Linked DNA regions of Homo sapiens: region 1 is linked to region 2. A link is a loop called in an ENCODE intact Hi-C map of the cell type or tissue named here. Cell type or tissue: GM12878. All regions are shown on one strand. Links, peaks and the distances in the headings refer to the core of each region. The heading gives the core; the rest is flanking DNA. Region 1 overlaps ALG10B (ALG10 alpha-1,2-glucosyltransferase B). Region 2 has its middle 270 kb from the start of ALG10B.

Region 1 (11,720 bases), core at 2,312-10,311, 260 kb before region 2:
TCTCTCTACTTCTGTGAGTTTAATTGTTTTAGATTACACAAATAAGTGAGATCATGTGGTATTTGTCTTTCTGTGCTTGGCTTATTTCACTTACCATAATGTCCTCCACGATCATCCATATTGTTGCAAATGACACAATTTCTTCCTTTTTAAAGGCTGAATAGTATTTTTTTGTATATATATGCCACATTTTCTTTATCCATTCATCCATGGATGGACACTTAGGTTGATCGAATCACTTGGTTATTGTGACTTGTCTGCAATGAACATAGAGTGCAGACTTCTCTTTGACATACGGATTTCAAATCTTCTGGATAAATAGCCAGAAGTGGGATTGTTGGATCAGGAGATAATATCTTAGCTGATACCTTTTAAATAACTCTCAGTATCTTTACTGAGAGGTTAAAAAATAAGTGACTTCTTAGGTAATATAAAGCTAAAGGTGACTAGTGTTTGATTCCATTATCTATTAAAAAAAGTCAGAATTGAAAGAAAGTTGAGAAATCCTTTGGTCTGACTTTGTAGATTAGGGAACAACTGCTGGGGTAGGATTATTTTGTGTTACTTTTTGAATTTTGTGTTTATTATTTTGAGTGTATTTTTTGGGTTGTCATTCCATTACAGGAAAGTATTATTTGGGCATGTTAACTTTGACATGTAAACTTAGAATTGTGAATAGAACTCATCTTTTAACATAATTTTATGTTTCTAAACTTTAAAAGTAGCTATAAGTGAACAAATTACTTTCCCCTCAATGTCAAATTTTGCTTCTCTGAGTTTTAAGTGATGAGTCTACATTTACAAATATAAAATTGTGTGCAGGTGAAAATTACAAGTATAATTTGAGTAATAAATGCAGGCCATTTTTTGGTTGTACTCTAGTACTCAGAAAATAGATCGGCATTAGTTATAACAGTGATTGTAGAAAAACGTGTTTTACCCAGACTTCTTAAAAATTAGATGAGAGAGGACACTCAAAGAAATTATACTTTTGTCATTAATTTACTATAGTGGAGAACTAAATCTGGGAAGTCAAAATTGAAAAAAGAATGTGTAATTTAGGGAAAGTAACTTTTTGTCTGATAATATTAATGCAAGGATTTTGTATTTAGGAATACTTCTGAGAGGAGAAGCTTCCACTCTGATCTAGTCTGGCAAAATTGAGGAAAATATTCTACCCTGTAATTAAAGAAGACTGCTCTTTGGAGGGATCACTGTTCTATATCTTTTTTTGTTTGTTTTTGTCTTTGAGGAGAAGTCTCGCTCTTGTCCCCCAGGCTGGAATGCAATGGCGCGATCTTGGCTCACTGAAACCTCCACCTCCTGGGTTCAAGCAGTTCTCCTGCCTCAGCCTCCCGAGTAGCTGAGATTATAGGCGCCCACCACCAAGCCTGGCTAATTTTTTCTATTTTTAGTAGAGCCGGGGTTTCACCGTGTTAGCCAGGCTGGTCTCGAACTCCTGACCTCAGGTAATCCACCTGCCTCGCCTCCCAAAGTGCTGGGATTACAGGCGTGAGCCACTGTGCCCAGCTCTTCTAGTTCATTTTTAAGTGTTGAGTCCCTGCTGTTTAAGAGATGTTTTGGTGAAAATCTACATTCAGAGAGAAACAGGTTAATCTTCCACATTTTTTATAAAATACATAAAATATAGTACTTGGCATTTTAAGAAAAGAATGCCATGTATTAAAAGGTGCTATTTTCAACTATTTATTATTTTAAAACAGGAATGCTTATCAATACTTTCGAATTTAAGATAAATGTCTTCGTTAAATTTTCTAGGCAGTTCAAAGATGGCCATTTGCTGGTGAATTTTCCAAAATAGATAACAGATAAAATGATTATGTAAGAACTTGGCACAACAGATCATTTTGCCTTTAGTCGTTCAAGAAATGATACTAAACTCAAAGTCATTCACTTGAAACAACTGAGAAGACCATTCTTAGGTGTTTAGATCCTTGCTTTTAGAAACATTCTTAGTTATATTTGTGTTTTCAAAAGTTATTGAGTAGATAGATATTTTTTCATGAATTTTTAAACATTAGACTTAGCTGAATTGATTAAAATTAGGTGATTATGAAAAAAATATTGCCCTGCTCGAGGGCATCTGGAGCCCTACAGTTACCATTACTAAAGTCTGTGAGTATGTCTATTTTGAAAAGTGTCATAAAAATATCTAGTCCATAAATCATTATAGGTTCAGTAATACATCATTTTGAACTGATTCTATCTTCTGTGAAATTCTAGAGATATGTTATCTTTAGGTAGCATGAGTAAGATTCAGGTATGCTGTGAATTTTGTTAACGTTTATGTTTTCCATTAATGGATAGTCAGGAATCTTTTGAACTGCGTCTATGTATTTAAATGATTTGGAAAGATAGCATCTCTCAGTTTAAACTTAGCATCTCATTTTGGCAAGATAAATTATTTTAGCTGTCTGGCCTTTTCTTTGTCTTCTTAGAGTTATTTCTGAAATGTGCATAGCCAGTCATAAAATAACTTGTGTAAATAGCCTAATGTAATTTATTTCTAATAAATACGTAGCTTAATGAAATGTATTTCTAGTTTGAACTTAATTGCCACTTGGCTTGATATTATTTTCCTTAGAATTGTTGGAAGAGAGGAGAGAGGAAGGGATCTACCATTTTTATTTATACCACCTAAATAGTGGACTGTTATTTTGGACTCACTTTTAAATAAAATATTTATTCACATGAAGAAATAAATTTTGTGTTTATTAGGTTAGCAAGCGTTTATTATCTTTGAAGTAATTGGAATTTCATTAAAAAGTGAAGCAAGTAAGAATTGTGATATAAATTTGAAAATTTTTAAATGGAAATTGAAATATGACTTAGGAACTGTGGGCTTGTAGAAAAAAACATTTAACATGGGAGTTAAGATTTTTATATTTGGTTGTGGCTCTGGGATCAATAAGGCAAGTGGTTTAGTCTTTAGTCCTCATTTCAAATGAGAATAGTATTTGTCCTAACTCTAGTCAGTGTCTGATTGGTATGTGTATAACCTTATTTTAAAAAGGATTCATTCCTGCCATATACTCATAATATTTATAAGTATGTCATATGATAAATATTGAGTAAATATATACTGAATGAAGTTTTTAGTATAGAGTGAAGTGAATAGAAAAAACATCCTACATAACCGTGGCTAATTTTAGGAAGTAAATCATGTTTCATAATAAGAGTCATCCTAAACATTTTTCTGTGTAATTTTCTGACCCAGTGTTAACAATTTTTATTTGCCTTAGTGCAAGCTTGTTCAACCCACAGGCCACATGCAGCCCAGGATGGCTTTGAATGCGGCCCCAACACAAATTTTGTAAGCTTTCTTAAAACATGATGAGATATTTTGTGATTTTATTTTATTTTATTTTATTTATTATTTTATTTTATTTTATTTTATTTTTTAGCTCATCAGCTATCATTAGTGTTCGTGTATTTTATGTGTGGCCCAAGATGGTTCTTCCAGTGTGGCCCAGGGAAGCCAAAAGATTGGAGACCCCTGCTAGCATTTAATGCTTATACATGTATTTACTTGTAAACATGTTGTTTCTTTGATAGGATATGATTTCAACATAATTACTGTTTATTTAAAATAAGAAAAACAAATAACTTTCAACCATTAAAAGGTTATAACACTTTAAAGGAAAGTTTCTTATTAAAGAAACTTTATACCCTATTAAGGGTATAATTTCAAAATAATTGCTTTTTATTTAAAATAAGAAAATATTCTTATTTCTATTTAAAATAAGAAAAATCAGTAACCTTCAACGAATAACAGGTTAAAGAATTTAAAGGTAAAAGACATTTCAACTAATTACAAATACTTTGTTTTTTTTAGTTGGGCTACATTTTACCACTCTAGGAATAGCTGTTAATTATTTTTTATATAGGGCATTTTTATGTATTTAATGTTGACAACTGACGTTTCCAATATACAAAAACTTGTGTAACTGAGAAAATTATAATAAAAATAGAGATTGAGGACATATTTTTAACATATATCCATGAGTCAACACTAATATTTAATATTTGAGATTTGAAAAATTATTTCTAGGGTAAGAAATTCTGTCACAATATAATATCTCTATATTGTGCTTTTTTAAGAGATAAATTTTTGATGAATTTAATGTTAATTAAATTTTATCTCAGCCTATCACCATCAGACCAAAAGACAATACAGTATTTTTCTAACAAGGAAAAGAAAATACATATATATATATTTATATATACAAATATATACGTATTTATATATACAAATTTGTATATATGTAATGTATGTGTGTGTGTATACATATAATTTCTCCTTTTTTTTTTTTGTAAGAATTGAGACAGGGTGTCACTATGTTGTGTGGGCTGGTCTCAAAACACCTGCCTCAAGTGATCCTCCCACCTTGGCCTCCCAAAGTGCTAGGATTTACAATGAGCCACTGTGCCAGCTTCCAACAAGAAAAATATTAAATGTATTGGTTTTTCACAGTGAAACTTAATTCAGTTTAGTTGAACCATATATGTGTGTGTATGGCATATATAAGATGAAAAAAGGAGAAAAAGTAACAATAATAATGATGGTTGCCATCATTCATTGAACACCTATAATGTTTTAGGCATTATACTAGCTGATTTACAAATATTGTCTCATTTGATGCTACATTTATATTTCTATGAGGCAGATGTTGATTTCTCTTTGACTGCTGAAGAAACTGAAGGTCGGTCAGGTCAGGTGATTTGCCCAAAGTCCACACTGTCACTAAATGAACATAGATTGGTATGACTCCCAAGCCTGTGAGTTTTTGACCGTCATATTCTGCCTCACTATGAAAAGTTTTTTTTCAATTTTTTTTAAATCAAAAGAAGTAGTATATGGAGAGAGAGGTGAAAATCCATGTTTGCTCTCTGCAGTTTCCAAACCATTCATGACGTGTTATTTTTGTACTGGATATAGTCATTTTTTAAAATGCTACAAACTGTTCAAAAGAGCATGAACAACATGATAACTCCTTATAATTTTGTTGTAAGATAAATGACTAAAATTATGTGGGATATTTAATTTGGATAAGTGGAAATTCTATCACTTGATAAGCTCTCTTGAAGAATAATTATTTGAAAGATTGGACTTAATTCTGTATTGCCTGAAGTGTAAATCAGAGGTCAACAATTAGATTGCAAATCATGAAAAGCATAACTTCTAATTGTTTAGTCTTTTTAGGGAAACAAGCCCAGAAAAAAAGTAAGATTCTCATTCATTGGAGATAAGATTTCTATTTATCAAAGATACTACACAAGAGTTAGATAGCAAGTAGTTCAAATGTCTTTTAAAGGTATCTGACATCTTTAAAGCTCTGTAATTTTTAAATTCTAAATTTTGTTACAGCTAATTTTTAAAAATTAATTGCTAAGTCATGGTCAAGTATTTCTGATGACTTACATGCTGTCTTTGGTATATTTTAAGTTTCTAAACCAAAACTACTATTTGACTCTATTACACCCTGTTTTAGAAAAACATTTGAGTTATACAACTTACTAAAATGTATTTTAGCGGTGATGTTTTGGAGCACTGGTAATATAGTGTTTAACTTATTTTCTATTTTTTATCCCTCTATATTCGTGAAATTACTTCTATTTGAAAAGTTTTCCGCCAGTGATAAAAAAAGGCTGAGCACTATCTGTAAAAATTTTTAAGGTGTCCACTAGGTGGAGATATTGTGCTACATTTCCAAGTGTTGTAGTTAAACTTTTATTAGTCTGAATTAAACTCTTTTATAGTGTTTTATTGTTTTAAACCACAAAGATTTATAATCATTTATATCTATTTATCTAATGTTATTCAAATGTTTTCTGCGTTGTATGAAGCTAAGATAAATGTAAAAAAAACAAACAAAAAAAACCTCACTTTGTGTTTTGTAATCATTAGACGATTTAACCTAATATATCTTCCCATATGATATGATCTTTGCATATGGCATACTTCATTCATATGACATAGTTAGAATCTTTTCCCACAAACAATGAGTGATGATATCTCATTTGAAAACTCGTGTAACATTGTATCAGCCACTGTTATAAAGTGATTTACCCATGTTAGTCTCATAACAACTCTATGAGATCAGTACCGTACACATGGGGAAACTTAGTATAGAGAGGTGAAGTATTTTTTCCAAGATTACAAAATAACTGTCTGAGCTGGGATTCGTAACCAGGCAGCCTGACTCCAAAATCAATATTCTTAACTCTATTGTTATGATGGAGAAAGGCATGAAGTCTACCTTCAAATTCATGGCATTTTAGAAGGAAAAATTGTCGCAAGTAATGTGATTATACTTCCTAGTTTTATAGGTCAGAAAAATGAGGTCCACACTAATTTTGCCTCTTCCACAGGGAGATAGATTCTCATCTACCATTGTGTCTTTTGTTTCTGTTTTTGTCATGATACCTCAAATTGATATATGTTGTAATTATGAATTTAAGGAAGTAAAAAAATAACTCAGGGCTGGAGCCTTCAGCCATATTAACATACATTGACATAAAGACCTTTGTTTTAATATGAATGATTCCAGTTAACAAATGGAGAAATAGTTGTTTGAAAATTAATATTTAGCTTCTCAAAAGAGACTCCTGTTTGGAAGCAAATTGTTGGTTTAACAGGACATACTTTAGATATTTGAAAAATTCTCTGTGGAATCACAATCTCTTATTTTTAAGAATGTAGGAATATGTGTTCTATATGCTTTTAAGTTATGTATTACATACTATTCTCTAAAATAGAAATGTTTATTTGGCTTCTAAAAGTCATTTGTGAGTTGATGTTATTTAAAACTGCTTTTCAGTCAACTTATTCTTTATAAAAAAGTTTGTTCAAATAGCATGTTTTTATTTTGTTTCTAAATAAATTCATGTTTGATAATATTTTATAATGTGTTGTGTCTATTTTTTTTTTTTTTTTATTGATCATTCTTGGGTGTTTCTCGCAGAGGGGGATTTGGCAGGGTCATAGGACAATAGTGGAGGGAAGGTCAGCAGATAAACAAGTGAACACAGGTCTCTGGTTTTCCTAGGCAGAGGACCCTGGGGCCTTCCGCAGTGTTTGTGTCCTTGGGTACTTGAGATTAGGGAGTGGTGATGAGTCTTAAGGAGCATGCTGCCTTCAAGCATCTGTTTAACAAAGCACATCTTGCACCGCCCTTAATCCATTTAACCCTGAGTGGACACAGCACATGTTTCAGAGAGCACCGGGTTGGGGGTAAGGTCATAGATCAACAGCATCCCAAGGCAGAAGAATTTTTCTTAGTACAGAACAAAATGGAGTCCCCTATGTCTACTTCTTTCTACACAGACACAGCAACAATCTGATTTCTCTATCTTTTCCCCACATTTCCCCCTTTTCTATTCGACAAAACCGCCATCGTCATCATGGCCCGTTCTCAATGAGCTGTTGGGTACACCTCCCAGACTGGGTGGCGGCCGGGCAGAGGGGCTCCTCACTTCCCAGAAGGGGTGGCCGGGCAGAGGCACCCCCCCACCTCCCAGACGGGGCGGCTGGCCGGGCGGGGGCTGCCCCCCACCTCCCTCCCGGACGGGGTGGCTGGCCGGCTGGGGGCTGACCCCCCACCTCCCTCCCGGACGGGGCGGCTGGCCGGGCAGGGGCTGACCCCCCCCACCTCCCGGATGGGGTGGCTGCTGGGCGGAGATGCTCCTCACTTCCCGGACGGGGCGGCTGCCGAGCGGAGGGGCTCCTCAGTTCTCAAAGGGGGCGGCTGCCGGGTGGAGGGGCTCCTCTCAGACGGGGCAGCCGGCCAGAGACGCTCCTCACCTCCCAGACGGGGTCGCGCTGGGCAGAGGCGCTCCTCACTTCCCAGACGGGGCGGCGGGGAAGAGGCGCTCCCCACATCTCAGACAATGGGCGGCCGGGCAGATATGCTCCTCACTTCCTAGACGGGATGGTGGCCGGGAAGAGGCGCTCCTCACTTCCCAGACTGGGCAGCCGGGCAGAGGGGCTCCTCACATCCCAGACGATGGGTGGCCAGGCAGAGATGCTCCTCACTTCCCAGACAGGGTGGCGGCCGGGCAGAGGCTGCAATCTCGGTACTTTGGGAGACCAAGGCAGGCGGCTGGGAGGTGGAGGTTGTAGCGAGCCGAGATCACGCCACTGCACTCCAGCCTGGGCAACATTGAGCACTGAGTGAATGAGACTTCATCTGCAATCCCGGCACCTCGGGAGGCCGAGGCTGGCAGATCACTCCCGGATAGGAGCTGGAGACCAGCCCGGCCAACACAGCGAAACCCTGTCTCCACCAAAAAAATACGAAAACCAATCAGGCGTGGCGGCGCGCGCCTGCAATCGCAGGCACTCGGAAGGTTGAGGCAGGAGAATCGGGCAGGGAGGTTGCAGTGAGCAGAGATGGCAGCAGTACAGTCCAGCTTCGGCTGGGCATCAGAGGGAGACCATTGAAAGAGGGAGAGAGAGAGGGAGACCGTGGGGAGAGGGAGAGGGAGAGGGAGTTGTGTCTATTTAACACATTTTCTTATCCTAAACCAAGTATTAGAAGCTTTGTATTTCCCTCACACTGTCCTGTTAGCCATTTTCCCCTGTCTACCACCTCCCTAATGCTAAGCTTTATTAGTCATTTTAAAATAGAACCAAATCTTTTTAAATACCTGTGATGTGTGCTCATAACTAGCCTGGGTGTCTGTATAATCTTCCTTTTATTCTCATAATAATAGAAAGCAGTTAAATTACTGGCTGATCACCTTGAACTTGTTGGGGCTTGGGTTTCTTTTTTAGGCTAGGTCTGTAGGAAGCTCAGAGTATTTACCAAACACATCTAACTTGGCAGGGTTCAAGCCCCAGTCTTTGGGTCTTGTGGTGAAAAAAAAGAAAGTGGTCCCTACTCTGTGTTTGCAGACTTCCACCTCTTACTTTCCATTGGGTGTCTTCGAGTTTCTCTTATCATATGCAGCTCAGAGGTCAGCCCAGGACTTATACACAGATTTTGGGATTCCCTTCTTCTGTGACTCCCTCTTTTCTGAGATTTCTCCTAATTACAGCTACTCTAGCAGTCCTGAGTTCCATCCTTTCACACCTCAAACCAATCATACTGCACCTTTCTAACTAGGGTGTGCCCTCTGGGGGAAAAGCCATATAAACATGGATCTCACCCAGTGAGATCTTTCAACTGAGTCCATCCAGTTCCTGCCTTCTTTTGTTTACTCTTCAATGTTTCCAAAAAGATTTTTTCCCTTTTTAAATGAGTCAATCTACTGGAAAGCTAATATAATAAAAGCTCCTCTACCATGACCTGCCTAAGAACCTTGTCTTGATTGTAGTTAACATGTGTTATGTGTAGTCTTTCTGTTTATTAGATAAGGAAGTTGTGGGTGTTATTTTTGGTTTTGTGAAACTAAAAGGGAGAATTCCTGAAAATAGTTTAGGTGGCAACAGTAAGTTTTTGGAATATGGACTTCTGTATTAGCCCATTCTCATGCTGCCAATAAAGACATACCCGAGATTGGGTAATTTATAAAGGAAAGAGGTTTGATCAACTCACAGTTCCACATGGCTGCAGAGGCCTCACAATCATGGCAGAAGGTGAAGGAGGAGCAAAGTCACATTTTACATGGTGGCAGGCAAAGAGAATGCTTACACAGGACAACTCCCATTTATAAAACAATTGGCTCTCGTGAGACTTACTCACTACTAGGAGTGAGTATGGGAAAGACCTGCCCCCATGATTTAGTTACCTCCCCCTGGGTCCCTCCCATGACACCTGGGAATTATGGGAGCTAAAATTCAAGATGAGATTTGGTTGAGGACACAGCCAAACCATATCACCTTCTAATATGGTCCTCTAACAAAGTTTATCGTAGTATTTGTTATTAAATGCAATGACAACTTGAGGGAACCTTGTGTGAAAAAAACGGTATCAAGAAACGCAAAAGTGACCTACTCTAGACAAGATGAACTCGCCTAATGGGGGCTAACTAATGCAAAGTACAATATGATTATCACTGAGGAGGAATATAAGAGCTAGGGTGTTTACATGAGAATAGAAATCACATCTGACTGAAGGGACAAAGACATACTTCATGGAGAAATTCACACTGGAGATTATTTGTATGGAAACCTGTGGAGACACTGCAGAAAGCATTTCAGGCAGAATAATGTGATGCAAACCATATGGCTGAGAAGCAGGTGGTGACAGTGGCCAACACTTATGCAGTGCTATGTGACAGGCACCAGTCTAAATATTGAACATGAATTTATTTAAGCCTCATAGAGATGCCCTAAGGCAAATGCTATTATGATCCCCATTTTTACTGACAAGGAAAATAAGTCATAGGGAATTGAAATAGTTTACAAACAGGAAATGCGGCTCCAGAACATGCCCTCTTAACCAGGGCGCTATACTGATTCCTGCTAAACTTGCATCATCTGATGGCCTGTGCATCCAAAGAACTGAGGTTATTTTTAGGAAGAAAGTAAGAACAGTGCTCTGCTGTATACAGTGAGGAGCAAGGAAAGCATATGTCCCACGCAGAGACCCACAGATAAATTGGTGTGGAGAGAAACATAGTTATTTAGATTCGATAGCCAGGTTTCAGTTCGCACCAGTAGAATGGCTCTGTGAGACAGGCCCTCCACTCTCCTGTAGATCCTGTTGTAAGTGATGCAGAAGCCAGAGAGAAGGTTGCTCTCCATCAGAAACATGAGGAGTTTTGGAGACCTCCCTAAAATATTTGATCTGAAAGGGTTTGAAGCCAGGAGGAGAGATGCAGTCTTAGGAGAAACGTTTCATGACCTGTAACAGGTACCCTATCAGTCTTTCTCAGTAAGTACTATTCTTTGTAATTTTTATATTTTCCTTGCAACCCTATCACTCTCTAAAGGTCTAGTGAAAAAATCAAATTTAGATGAAACCTAGCTTGACCTAGAATCTTCACTCTGTATGTGTGTGTGTGTGTGTGTGTGTGTGTGTGTGTGTGTGTTTAATGTATACATTGGGTCTTTGGGCCAAATACATTGTAAGGTTTCAGAGGTATAAACAGGCCCTGGGCTGTGGAGAACCATGGGAGGGGATGATCTTGATCTAAGTCAGTAGTTTTTACTTAGCCACATCTAGAAATCTATGTCTTGGTCATAAATTTTGTTCTTTGAAATGCAGGGAAATGTATCATAAAATGCAGGAAATGCAAGGAAAAGTAACACATTAAAGCTAATTGGTTATTAATATTATAAAAGCATATGAGAATGTCTTATTCTATTCCCTCCAGCTCTCCAACCATATCCCCCACACATACCCACACACTGCCTGCCCACACATAAGCACAAGTATTTCTGGGGATCATGAGCATGAGAACTTTAGGGGTATTGCTAGGAAAAGAAGGAAGAGAGTAAGTAGGAAGACTGAAGACAGAGAAAGGAACCACCAGAAAGAGTAGAAAAAAAGAGAGAAATCCTTTCTTCACATACCAATGACTCTAAGAATACCTTTCTCCATTAAAATAATATCCAAGAGGCACATTGGAATGAAATACATGTGGAATACTGATATGAAAAGACAGAAGAATATAATAGGATCTGAGTTGAAAGACCATGCTTATCTCTTCACTTGTACTATAAAAATTTACAGTGATGTCCTTTAGTTGGGGTAACTGTGATGAGCAACATTGAAACCCTTTATGCCAATTTTGTTTTCAAAATGCATTGT
Region 2 (11,720 bases), core at 2,047-10,046:
CCCCATTCTCCATAATGTGTTTATTTCACATTGCATGCCTGTATCAAATCATCATACCCCATAAATACACATATCTATTATGTATGCACAAAAATTTAAAATTTAAAGTTAAAAATAAAATATTATCTAGTTTAGACCAAACTCCTTTCTTTTTCCTGCTTTTTGTCAAAATTTTTGTAGTTATTCATATTTATTTTTCCCATATTAAAGTAAGATCAGCTCATCTATTGAAATTAAAAACACACTTGATATTGCAATAGGAATGCATTAAATATATACATTAATTGGATATAATTACATGTTTATCATGTGCCTGTCCCAGAACATGGATGCTTCCTATTTTATTTCAAGTCTACCTTGGAGAGCTTATTATTTTATATGTAAATAATGCATAACCATTTTATATTTATTTCTGTTTTATCTTTTATTTGCTATTATGTGTTATTTTTTCTTCACATATTTAGCTATTAATTACATATCTGAACTATTTATTTATATTTTTTGTTTGCTTATTATGAAAGTATCTTAATTTTTTGTAATTGTTTTGTTTTTGGAAATAAACTTGCAAATTGTTTTGATTCCTTTGTGATTTTCCAATAACAAAACATATCATTTGTATATTAGCAATAATATTATTTTTTTTTCAAAAATTTGTACCAATGATCATTTTTCTTTTCTAATCGTTTTGGTTAGTAGCTTTAGAACAATAATAAGAAATATTTTGTTTTTTGATGTTAATGTTTTCCCATTAAGAATGATGTTGACTTGTCATCTGAGATAAATATATTTTATCATGTTAAGTAAGTTCATCTGCTCTATTTTATTAAATTTTAAAAACACATATTAGATTTTGGACTGTCTTTTCAGCAAGTATGGAACATGGTTTTAGTTCACAAATTTGTTTTAGTATTTTTTAACACTTGCATTTCTTTTAGTTTTGTTTGTTTGTTTGTTTTTGTTTTTTGTTTTTTTGTTTTTTGTTTTTGAGACGGAGTCTTGCTTTCTCGGCCAGGCTGGAGTGCAATGGCATGATTTCAGCTCACTGCAACCTCTGCCTCCCAAGTTCAAGTGATTCTCCTGCCTCAGCCTCCCAAGTAGCTGGGACTATAGGTGCGTGTAACCATGCTCAGCTAATTTCTTGTATTTTTAGTAGAGACGGGGGTTTCACCATGTTAGCCAGGATGGTCTCGATCTCCTGACCTCGTGATCCACTCGCCTCGGCCTCCAAAAGTGCTGGGATTACCGGCGTGAGCCACCGGGCCGGGCTACCTGTATTTCTTTATAAGTAAAAGTGTTAATTCTCTTTTTAGTCGATTCTTTTGTGCTTTGATATCACATTTTGGGGGCTTTACAGAAATAATTAGAAGTTTTTTTTTTCTATGTTTGAGAATATTTTAAGTTATTTTGAAAATATTTGTTTTTCAAAACATTGTTATAACTTACTCTGACACAATGTGAGCTTCGTGCATTTTGGAAAACTGTGAGACCGAGCATCTTGACAAATTTCTCATTTTATTGTAAGTATAACAATTCTGGTCTTTGTTTTTCACTTAAACTTTGCCATTTTCTCTGTCCATAAAATATATTTAAAAAGGGTGAGCATATCAGTGTCTTAGGACTGTTTCGATATGGTTATGTTTATATTATCACTTCTTCCTTTTCTCACCTATGATTTCTCCTTTTAAAAAATAAATTCATTTTTATTGCTTTATTTTATTACTGTTCTTTTAAGAAGCAACTTTTGGATGTATTGGTTTAAGTGTTTTTCTCTTTTGCCATTTATTAACTCACTATTTTATTATTTTATTGCTTTAACAATTTTTTTCTAAATTTCTTAAGTTGGATGCATAATTCATTTATTTTCTTTCTTTTTGGAATTCTTTAATGCCACATTTGATTAAATTATTTAAGCTGAAAATTTTACTCTGAACACAGTCTTAATAAGTTTCATGTATTGGATATGCAGTATTTTCACTATTATAATTTACTGGATATTTTAAATTTCAATTTAGATTTTTTAAAATAAATAATTTTATATGGGAAAGCTTTTTAAATCAGCTTTTAATGCTTTTGTTTTCTGTGTGTGTTTTTTTTAATTTTAGGTATTTTTACACAGTGAAGGGAGGGCATAATCTAATATTACTTTTTGACATTTACTGAGGATTTCTTTCTAATACATGGGCAAATGCATTTCAAAATTTCATATTGCAAAAGTTCCATAGCCACTTGAAAGGACAGTCTATTCTCTCTTTTCAGGGTTTCGTATAAATCAATTATATTTACCCTTTTATTTGTGTAATTTAAATCTCACGTGCCAGCTTTCATTTTTTTTTTTTTTGTGCCTTGACTGTGATAAACTAAAAGGAATGAACCAAAATTTTACATTATTAGTAATTTTGTGTCTATTTCTCATTGTAACTGGGAGTTTTTTTCTTTATGAATGTTGATGGCATATTGTTTATTGAAAATGTATTAATAACTTTTGTATCTTTACTTCCCACATTATAAAGCATTCTACTTTGTCTCTTGTAATGCATTTTGCTCTGAATTAGATTTTGCCTCATGTGAATATGATTTCTGCCTTGTTTGTTTTTATTTTCTAGTGCACATTTGTCAATTCTTTTTTAATTCTAATTTTAAATTTCTGGGTACATGTGCAGGATGTGCAGGTTTGCTACATAGGTAAGTATGTGCCATGGTGGTTTGCTGCACTTATCAACCAATCACCTACGTATTAAACCCAGCATACATTAGCTATTATTCTTAATGCACTCCCTCCCCTCACCATACCCCCGAGAGGCCCCAGTGTGTGTTGTTCCTCTCCCTGTATCCACGTGTTTTCATTGTTCAGCTCCCACTTATAAGTGAGAACATGCAATGTTTGGTTTTCTGTTCCTGTGTTAGTTTGCTAAGGATAATGGTTTCCAGCTCCAGCCACATCCCTGCAAAGGACATGATCTCATTCTTTTCTATGGCTGCATAGTATTCCATGGTACTACATTTTCTTTACCTAGTCTATCATTAATGGGCATTTGGATTGATTTCATGTCTTTGCTATTGCTGCAAAGAATAGTGCTGCAAATGAACATATGTGTGCATGTATCTTTGTAATTCTATTTATATGCCTTTGGGTATATACCCAGTAAAGAGATTGCGGGGTCAAATGGTATTTCTGGTTCTAGATCTTTGAGGAATTACCACACCATCTTACACAATGGTTGAACTAATTTACATTCCCACCAACAGTGTAAAAGCATTCCTATTTCTGTGCAACCTCATCAGCATCTGTTGTTTCTTGACTTTAATAATCGCCATTCTGACTGTTGTGAGATGGTATCTTATTGTGGTTTTGATTTGCATTTCTCTAATGATCAGTGATGTTGAGCTTTTTTAAATGTTTCTTGGCCACATGAATATCTTCTTTTGAGTAGTGTCTGTTCATGTCCTTTGTCCACTTTTTAATGGGGTTGATTGTGGGTCTTTTTGTAAATTTGTTGAAGTTCCTTGTAGATTCTGGACATTAAACCTTTGTGGGATGGATAGATTGCAAACATTTTCTCCTATTCTGTAGGGTGCCTGTTCGCTCTGATGATAGTTTCTTTTGTTGTGTCAATTCTTTTTAACATCAATCTTTTTGAGACACTTTGCTTTAGACTGTCTTTCTGTTCATTCTAGTTGGGTTTCACTTTGTGATCCATTGAGTTTTTTTCTTTTAATAGGTAAGCATAGCCCATTTAGGTTAAATAATATCACAAGAATGTTTGATCTTAATTCTGTTGTACTTTTGAAATTTAGATGATATTCACATAACATTAAATTAACCATTTTAAAGTGAACAATATAGCGACATTTAGTAAATTCACAGTGTTGTACAATTCTATTGTACTTTGAAATATCTTTTGCAGCTTATTTGAGAATATGTTGTATAGATTTAATAAAATCCTTTACTGTGTTCCCCTTGCTCGTATATTTCTATCTTAAGAAGGTTTTTGTTTTTGTTATAATTTTACTTGATAACTAAAAGTTCTGATAATGCATGTAATCCTGCTTCCTACAAGTAGCAATATTATGTCCCACTACCCTAAAATACACGTGTTTATGTCTTACTTGTAGACAATGTTAACCAATTGTTTCTTGGTTAGGTGAAGTTGATCTTAAGAAAGTCTTATAGGAACATTTTACTACCTGGTTCTTATATGATCATGATTGATCTGTAACATTTTATCCTTGAAATACAGTTACATTTGGTATGAAATCTTTGGCTCCTTTTTTCCTGGAAGATTTCAGAGGTATTACTCTACCTTCCTTCATGTCTAAGGAAGACTAGGGCTAGCTTGGCTTTTTCACACTTCATAAGTGACTTTATCTATCTACCTGTTGCCTAAAGAATACCATCATTGGCCGGGCGCGGTGGCTCACGCCTGTAGTCCCAGCACTTTGGGAGGCCGAGGCGGGCGGATCACGAGGTCAGGAGATCGAGACCATCCCGGCTAAAACGGTGAAACCCCGTCTCTACTAAAAATACAAAAAATTAGCCGGGCGTCGTGGCGGGTGCCTGTAGTCCCAGCTACTCGGGAGGCTGAGGCAGGAGAATGGCGTGAACCCGGGAGGCGGAGCTTGCAGTGAGCCGAGATCATGCCACTGCGCTCCAGCCTGGGCGACAGAGCAAGACTCCGTCTCAAAAAAAAAAAAAAAAAAAAAAAAAGAATACCATCATTATCTTGGAAGTGCAGTATATTTACCAGGATGTGCCTTTGTTAATTTTTAGGTAAATTTTCATGGGAAACAGTATATCCATTCAAATCCTCTTTTATTTTAAAAAGTATATCTTTAAATATTTGTTCTGTTCAATCATTTCAGTTAACTTCATAGAAGAATAATTATGAATATTATAATATATTTTGTTGATCTCCATAGCTATTATTTTCTCTAATCCTTTAAAACTCCTTTATTATTTTCATTTTAGTTTGTCATCAATGTCTTTAATTGTTTTCTACAGTGTTTATTCTCACTGTGATCCTCAAAATTTGTCCTGCTTTTTGTGATGGCTTTATATTTTTTCCTTTTACTTCTTTCCTGAATTATGCCAATTTCTTTTTATTTCCTGCTGCTATCATATCATTTTTCTCCTTGAGTACTTACATTTTTGTTTTATACACTTGTTTTATAGAATGTTTAGTTTATTTCTGTATTTTAATAATAAGCAAAGTCTTGGCAAATGAAAATTTTTACTTGTTCCATGAGAACACTTCTCTGTTGTTTGTTTCCAGCTGAATGTAACAGTAAAACCCCAAAGGACTGTAGCACAAATAAAATTTATCCCCAATTCATGTACAAACAAACAAAAGGAGATTGGTATCCGGTAGCCTGGAGCTGGTGAGTGCCCACAAAATTACCTACGATCATTCTGACTCATTGTATCTCATTCTGGCTAGAAATTCAACTGTGGAGGATGAGGGGGAGAAGAAAGTATCACTTTCTTTTCAAGTAATTCTTCAAAATTCCACCTAACACTTCTGCTTATATATCTCTTTGACCCAAACTTAGTCAAGGAGCCATGTGTATCTTTAAAAGAAACTGGGAGACATAGTTTCTCAGCTGGATGGGCCATGACAACTATAAATTAGGATTCTTTTGCTCACAAAACGGATGAAATTAGGTTTAGGGGACCGCGACAGAAGTTGAAAAGCAACAGCTGCCACAACATCCTTCATCTTCGTTTTCTTTTTCTGTTTCTCCCACTACCCTGCCTTTTAAACTTATTCTTTATTTCAATAAGTTTTTTCCTTATTGTAGTTTTCTTGTTGTTGTGTATTTTTCTGGATTTGCTATTTCAGAATTTTCATGTGAGACACGGGATACATCCCATTACCATGATCTACCTGAGGATTGTTTAGCTGTGACTTCTCTACAACCAACAAGAATAAGTAGCCATGGATTTTTCTTTTTCCTGATAGAAAGACTACACTCTGTCATGCTGCTCTTCATATTGCACAGTGTGGACTTCGGTTTTACACTTCAGGGTAGGCCTCTCAGTTTAAATAGTGGTATTCTTACTGGTTCTTCCTGAAATCTACAGTCAAAGCCAACTTTTCCAGTGGGATCCTTGTTTCCTCCACTTTCTTTCAGGGGTCCACCTGTTCTATTTCTATTCTTTTGAGCATCATTCCAGCTATTTGAGAATCTGGAGTTTTCGTTGACTTCTAGTTTTCCCCAAAAATAGATTCTATTTATTTATTCAGATTTTATAATTTTGTTTCACTTCTCCTTGTTGGTTGTGAATAATTTCCAGAAAGAGAATGATATTTAGTAACTATATTCAAATGAAGGCCCAAACCATTACTTTTTACAATCTATCCTATAATTGTTTTGTTACAGTGATATCAAGCATTTTCTTGACTTTGACAATGACTTTGCCTATATATTTACAGTTTGCTGGAACCCTTTTAATTCTTCATCATTTCCCAACTTGCTGTTGTGACACTGTTTTAACAATCAGTGAAGTTTTGCAAATTGGCTCAACGACCCCTGTGTTATTATCCATTGGAACCAAATATTTAAATTCATTAAAAGCAGGTTTCCTCTCAATTTTTTGACTAACTTGGATTTCAATTTCTGTTTTAAAATATTTGTTCTATTCTTTAAATTCTATTCTGATGTTTCTACTCTATTCTAATATCTTTGCCAGAAAAAAAGGGCAGAAGCAAAGAAGAGAGAGGTACTCATTTCTTTCTATCATCTATCAACACTGTTATTTCCCCATGCAGCACACTACTCCTGTCTGTGAAGAAGAAAAGAAGTACTGATTATAAAACAGAGACCTAGCTTTTTTTTTTTTTTTTTTTGACATTCTCCCATTGTTTTCTAGGCACTCATAAAATATACAGCTTGGAATCTGCTATCTTCCCTAAGTGCTTATTCATTTTTAATAAATGCAATAATGAGTATGGTGATTTAATATTTTGTACAGATGAATGAATTTCTCCCTTTATCTCAACATTCTTACCCTAGACCTTTAATTGCACAATCTTTATTATTCATTCTCTTTACCATACCTCCCACTGTCATCCAGCCTCTAACACACTGGGATTCTTTCTGGACATCAATGCTTTAAGACTCTATCTGAAACTATAATTCCTGGTAGTAACCACATTTAAGCTTCTGTCTGCTATCTAAATTGGAGCTCCAGACTACTCATGTCTGAATCATTTATTTGTATCCTCATAAGGCTATTATGTTGCTTAACTCATGTTGCTAAACATCATCATCTTGGCTATCTTTTGCTTTACCTCAGAACTTCCTAGTTTTATTCTCTTCTGTCCATATTAAATTTTTAAATTGCAAAAACAACCATTTCTTCTAACACATGTTTAGATGGAAGTAAACATGTGAAACAGCTTTATGTTATTTTAAGTATATATCCCAAATTATATCCATGAGCATGTTTAGATTTCCTGTCTCATCACAGTTTTTAAGAAAGGAGAGAAGGAATGGCCACTACCTCAACAAGGAGAGCAATATAGTGCAGAGGAAAGTTCTGAACAGACAGGAAGGAAAAGCAAAAGCCTGTGCCTTCTGGCTAAGTGATTTATGATAAGATGGCAGAGACAGAGAGATGGGAGACAGAAAAACCAGGTCTCATTGCCTCTGCAGATATCAGCTTGGAAAGATGGAAACATGTTCAGTATGTTAGGGAGATGCTGGGGAAGGGTGCTTTCCCCTAAATTCAGATACAGAATTTGGTGTGGAAAGCTCTGCATCTGATAGTGTTCAGTCAACATAAGGCAACTTCCAAAGAGTTTAGGCAGAGAGAGTGTCACTCTTGCACAGCTGAGCCTTCCTCAGTTCCCCACAAGTCTACAATTAGAGAAGTAAAACTAATTGAGTTGGTGTTGATCACTACTCCCATTCTAAAACCAGAATGAAGTAACATGTTTCCTGCTCATGCAAGAAACATTTCATCTGACATTCCCGCTGACTTCCTGACTTCCTGATTTTTTTTTCTATTGCAAAATGTGAGTTCCACTCTGTTTTTACTTCTGTTGTTTCAAATAACTCAGCAAATAATTCATTTCATTCTTGTTCTGATGAATTGCATTTGTGTGCCACTTTCTCTAGCTTATCAACAACATGCTTAATTATGAGAGTAAGAATCGAAAATCATGTTACAAGTTTTTAGTTTAAATATTTAATAAGATCTTACAAGATACCCAGGAAAAAAAAAAAAACAAAGATCTCACCTACAGAGCTCAAAGATATCGTATTCCCCTTCGGTTGGCACTACCATAGTCACAGCTTTGGGGCACCTATATTACCTCCTGGTAAAAAGAGTGATTGTGGAGTCAGGCACTAGAGTTCAAATCCTGGCCCCACTACATCCTGTCTGGGTCACCGTGGGCTAATTCCTTACCCTCTCTTACCTTCAGTTATTCTGTTTGAAAAAAGACCGTCTTCCTCTCGAGATTGTTATGATACCTATTGCAATATTAATTGAAATAATGTACATAAAACCCTAGGAACATACCTGACACAAAGTGAGGATGCAGAAATATTAGCTATTATTAACAGAGTATGAGTTGGTTTGTTAAACCCATAGTAGAGAAAAGAAACTTTCTTGAGCTTCTGAAGAGGGATTTCACTGCTGGATAAACACCAAAACAGTTTTATCAATATTACAAATAATAGAACACGAATACATAGATTTGGCTTGTGAACCTTCATTTTAGAAATAAAATAATTTTCTTTTAGGTACTGCCAAATTCACTTAAGTTCTCCTTTCATCACATTTATAAGAACTCAAAAAAAAAAATCTCATGGCTTCACATCCCCTGCCCCCATACTCATTGTTGAGAGCTCATTTCTCTTATATACTTGCTTTTGGGTAAACACTGCTTTGCCCTCACCCTCGCCCTGTCACTTATAAGCACTTACACACAAAATGGCTTGCTGTCAACACAGGCACACCCATATTAGCAGTTTGAACAGCCACTGTGAAACAGCAAATGGAAATTGGGGACATTCTGGAGTCTTTCACGTACATATTACAAAGGAAACCATCTATGTGTTAGCTCACAGTCAGGTTGGCTTTGTTTTGTGTCTTCAATTTCATATGAAGATAATAGAAGGAACTTAGATCTCCAAAGCATGCATCATGAACAATGGTTAACTTTTAATTAAAAGAAATTATAAACTTCATGAGTACTGGAATGCAAATAATAGAAATACAAGTAGATGTTTCAGTACCAACCAGAATTTATTGTAATCCTTGGTAAGAATGCACTTCAGATTTCTTGTGCAATAGCTAGATAGCTTACAGAGAGCAGGGAGCTCATATTACATCCAAGAGGCGGGAGTGGGGGGGTTAACTAATTTATTTTCATTTCCAAAGTGATTGTTACCACGAAGATAGTTTCAGATGAGAAATCAAAAGGCAGCAGACCGGTTCTTACCGTGAATTCACCCCTTAACGTCTTGGAGTCTCTGTTACTGTAGATTTAAAATGAGCATGAGGCTATTTTCTTCGTCCACCTCATAGGGTTGTTCAGGATCTCTAGTTGGAAAATGGTCATGAAATGCATTGTAAAACTGCTGAGTTGCTATATTAATATGTACATCTATGTAACTATTAGGATAAAATTTCCCAATTTTATATTTAGCTGAAAAATATAAATTATTTTTAAAAGGAATGAATTGAGTATTTTAGTCCATATTTTAAAAATGAGAAAAAAATAAGCTATGGAGATTTCTAAGACCAAAGATTTCCAACTTTATGTGTATTGATACTGTTCAGAACAGAGAGGATTAGGACCTAGAGATGTAATAATGTTTTCCTACCTGTAGTTTCTTTCTTTCTGTCTTTCTTTTTTTTTTTTTTTTTTGAGATGGAGTCTCACTCTGTCGCCCAGGCTGGAATACAGTGGTGCAGTCTTGGCTCACTGCAACCTCTGCCTTCTGGGTTCTCCTGCCTCAGCCTCCTGAGTAGCTGGGATTACAGGTGCATGCCACCATGCCTGCCTAATTTTTTTGTATTTTTAGTAGAGATGGGGGTTTCTCCATGTTGGTCAGGCTGGTCTCGAATTCCTGACCTGATGATCCACCTGCCTCGGCCTCCCAAAGTGCTGGGATTACAGGCGTGAGCCACCGCGCCCGGCCTCCTACCTGTAGTTTCTCATTCAGCTCTTTCCCTGCTATGGATTATCCTAAATGCTGCTAACAGATCATCCTATCATTGCCTTAATCAATCACTTATGTTCTATATCTCTATGATCTACCATGCCTGCTTTCAAAAATCCTTCATAATCTAATCCTAATCTATTCAACCTCGCGTCTCTTTATTTTCAACATGTACTCTCTGTTCTCGCCAGTTACACTTTATCTTAGCCCAAACTCAAGCTATAACCATTTCTACCCCTTAATTATGAAATGTGCATTTTTTAGTTTTTAGATTCACCGCATATAGCAAATACTACTCAATATTAGCAGGATCTTCCAAAATTCTTGTTCATTTCTCTGCTAGATTGACAGCACCTATTTTCTCAGAATCATTTCTGTCACTACCTAATGAGGTCATTGTCAATTTGTCAATCACTGTGTTTTAAAAACATAGATTTCAAATTTAGAGAAAGCTTTGTACAATTAATGCTGCAAAATGACGAGATGTATTTTGGACCAAATTCATTGCACCAGTGACATTATTCTTTTCTAGAGATATTTTAATCATCCTGGATAAATAAGGAGTTCTTATTACAAATAACCCTGATGGCAATCATCTTCACTTTCCACATTAATATTTGTTGATAAAGACAATATTTGTAAAGCTAAACAAAATAAGTCACTATAGGGTAATAGAAAGAATTTGAAATTGCACAAAAGCATGTGTTCAAGTCTTGGTTCTATCTGTAACAAGGTATTTATATTGCCTAGATGTATTAATCTAAAATTGGAAGAATACTAATTTTATTCAACTTTAGTATATAATATGTGATACATATGTGATGAAATACATGCTAAACCACAAAACACTGTATGGCACCTAGTACATGAGCAACAAGTGGTGACAACTTACTCAAAAATCTTGAATGTCAAATTTTAATCTCAGTTTTCATAACACCTGGGAGTCCTCTCCTTTGTGGAGAAGACAGCCTCCATTTTTAAAATTCTGTAAAAATAATACAGGCTCACAGTTTTAAAACATCTTAAAAAACATACAGTGCAACTGTTTAGTTCCTGACATCTCAGATAATTTGGAGGAAGAGACTATTCTTAATAAACACATCATGTGGTAACCGCATGTCAAATGTGTTCTTAGCAAGCTATAGTCATGTATTTAGTTTCTTGTATTTCTTATGCTTTGCATTTCTAGCTAAAGCCATCCTCAGTTAATGCTAATATTGAGTTTCTTGAACTTTAATATGAGTGATCCAGCACTCAAAATTTACCCCCACTAAGGAATTTACCAAGTCAGCATACCACAGAAATACTCTAGTAAGCAAGTGTTACTATGTTACCTATACCTGGTGTATTAGTTTCTTATTTACTGCCATAACAAATAACCACAAATATAATGGCTTAAAACAACCCTAATATATTATCTTATAGTTCTATACATTTGAAGTTTGAGATAGATCTTGCTAAAATAGGGTGAAGTTTGGCATATATCTCACTATAGGTGTGAAGTTTGGCCTAGATCTCGTTACAATCAAAGTGTTAGCAAAGCTGTA

Evidence for each region. Peaks named below come from ENCODE experiments on the same cell type or tissue, not always from the same donor. Only the 100,000 strongest peaks of a DNase experiment are listed, where the experiment ranks them.
Region 1: it touches region 2 in a loop (2.5-fold over the local background); 1 of 110 quality-filtered maps calls a loop at or near these places.

What each region holds. Positions count from the first base shown.
Region 1 is chr12:38,322,801-38,334,520 of GRCh38, forward strand. ALG10B (ALG10 alpha-1,2-glucosyltransferase B) reads left to right here. Exons shown (of 3, transcript NM_001013620.4): 3 at 1-6,921. Among named protein-coding and RNA genes, the nearest start is that of ALG10B, 12 kb to the left of the region's middle. In GM12878, for the core only: a CTCF peak has its summit at 5,721 (motif pointing right); no DNase peak of the experiment used is centred there.
Region 2 is chr12:38,579,881-38,591,600 of GRCh38, forward strand. No RefSeq gene overlaps it. Among named protein-coding and RNA genes, the nearest start is that of ALG10B, 270 kb to the left of the region's middle. In GM12878, for the core only: no CTCF peak of the experiment used is centred there; a DNase peak (open chromatin) is centred at 5,421.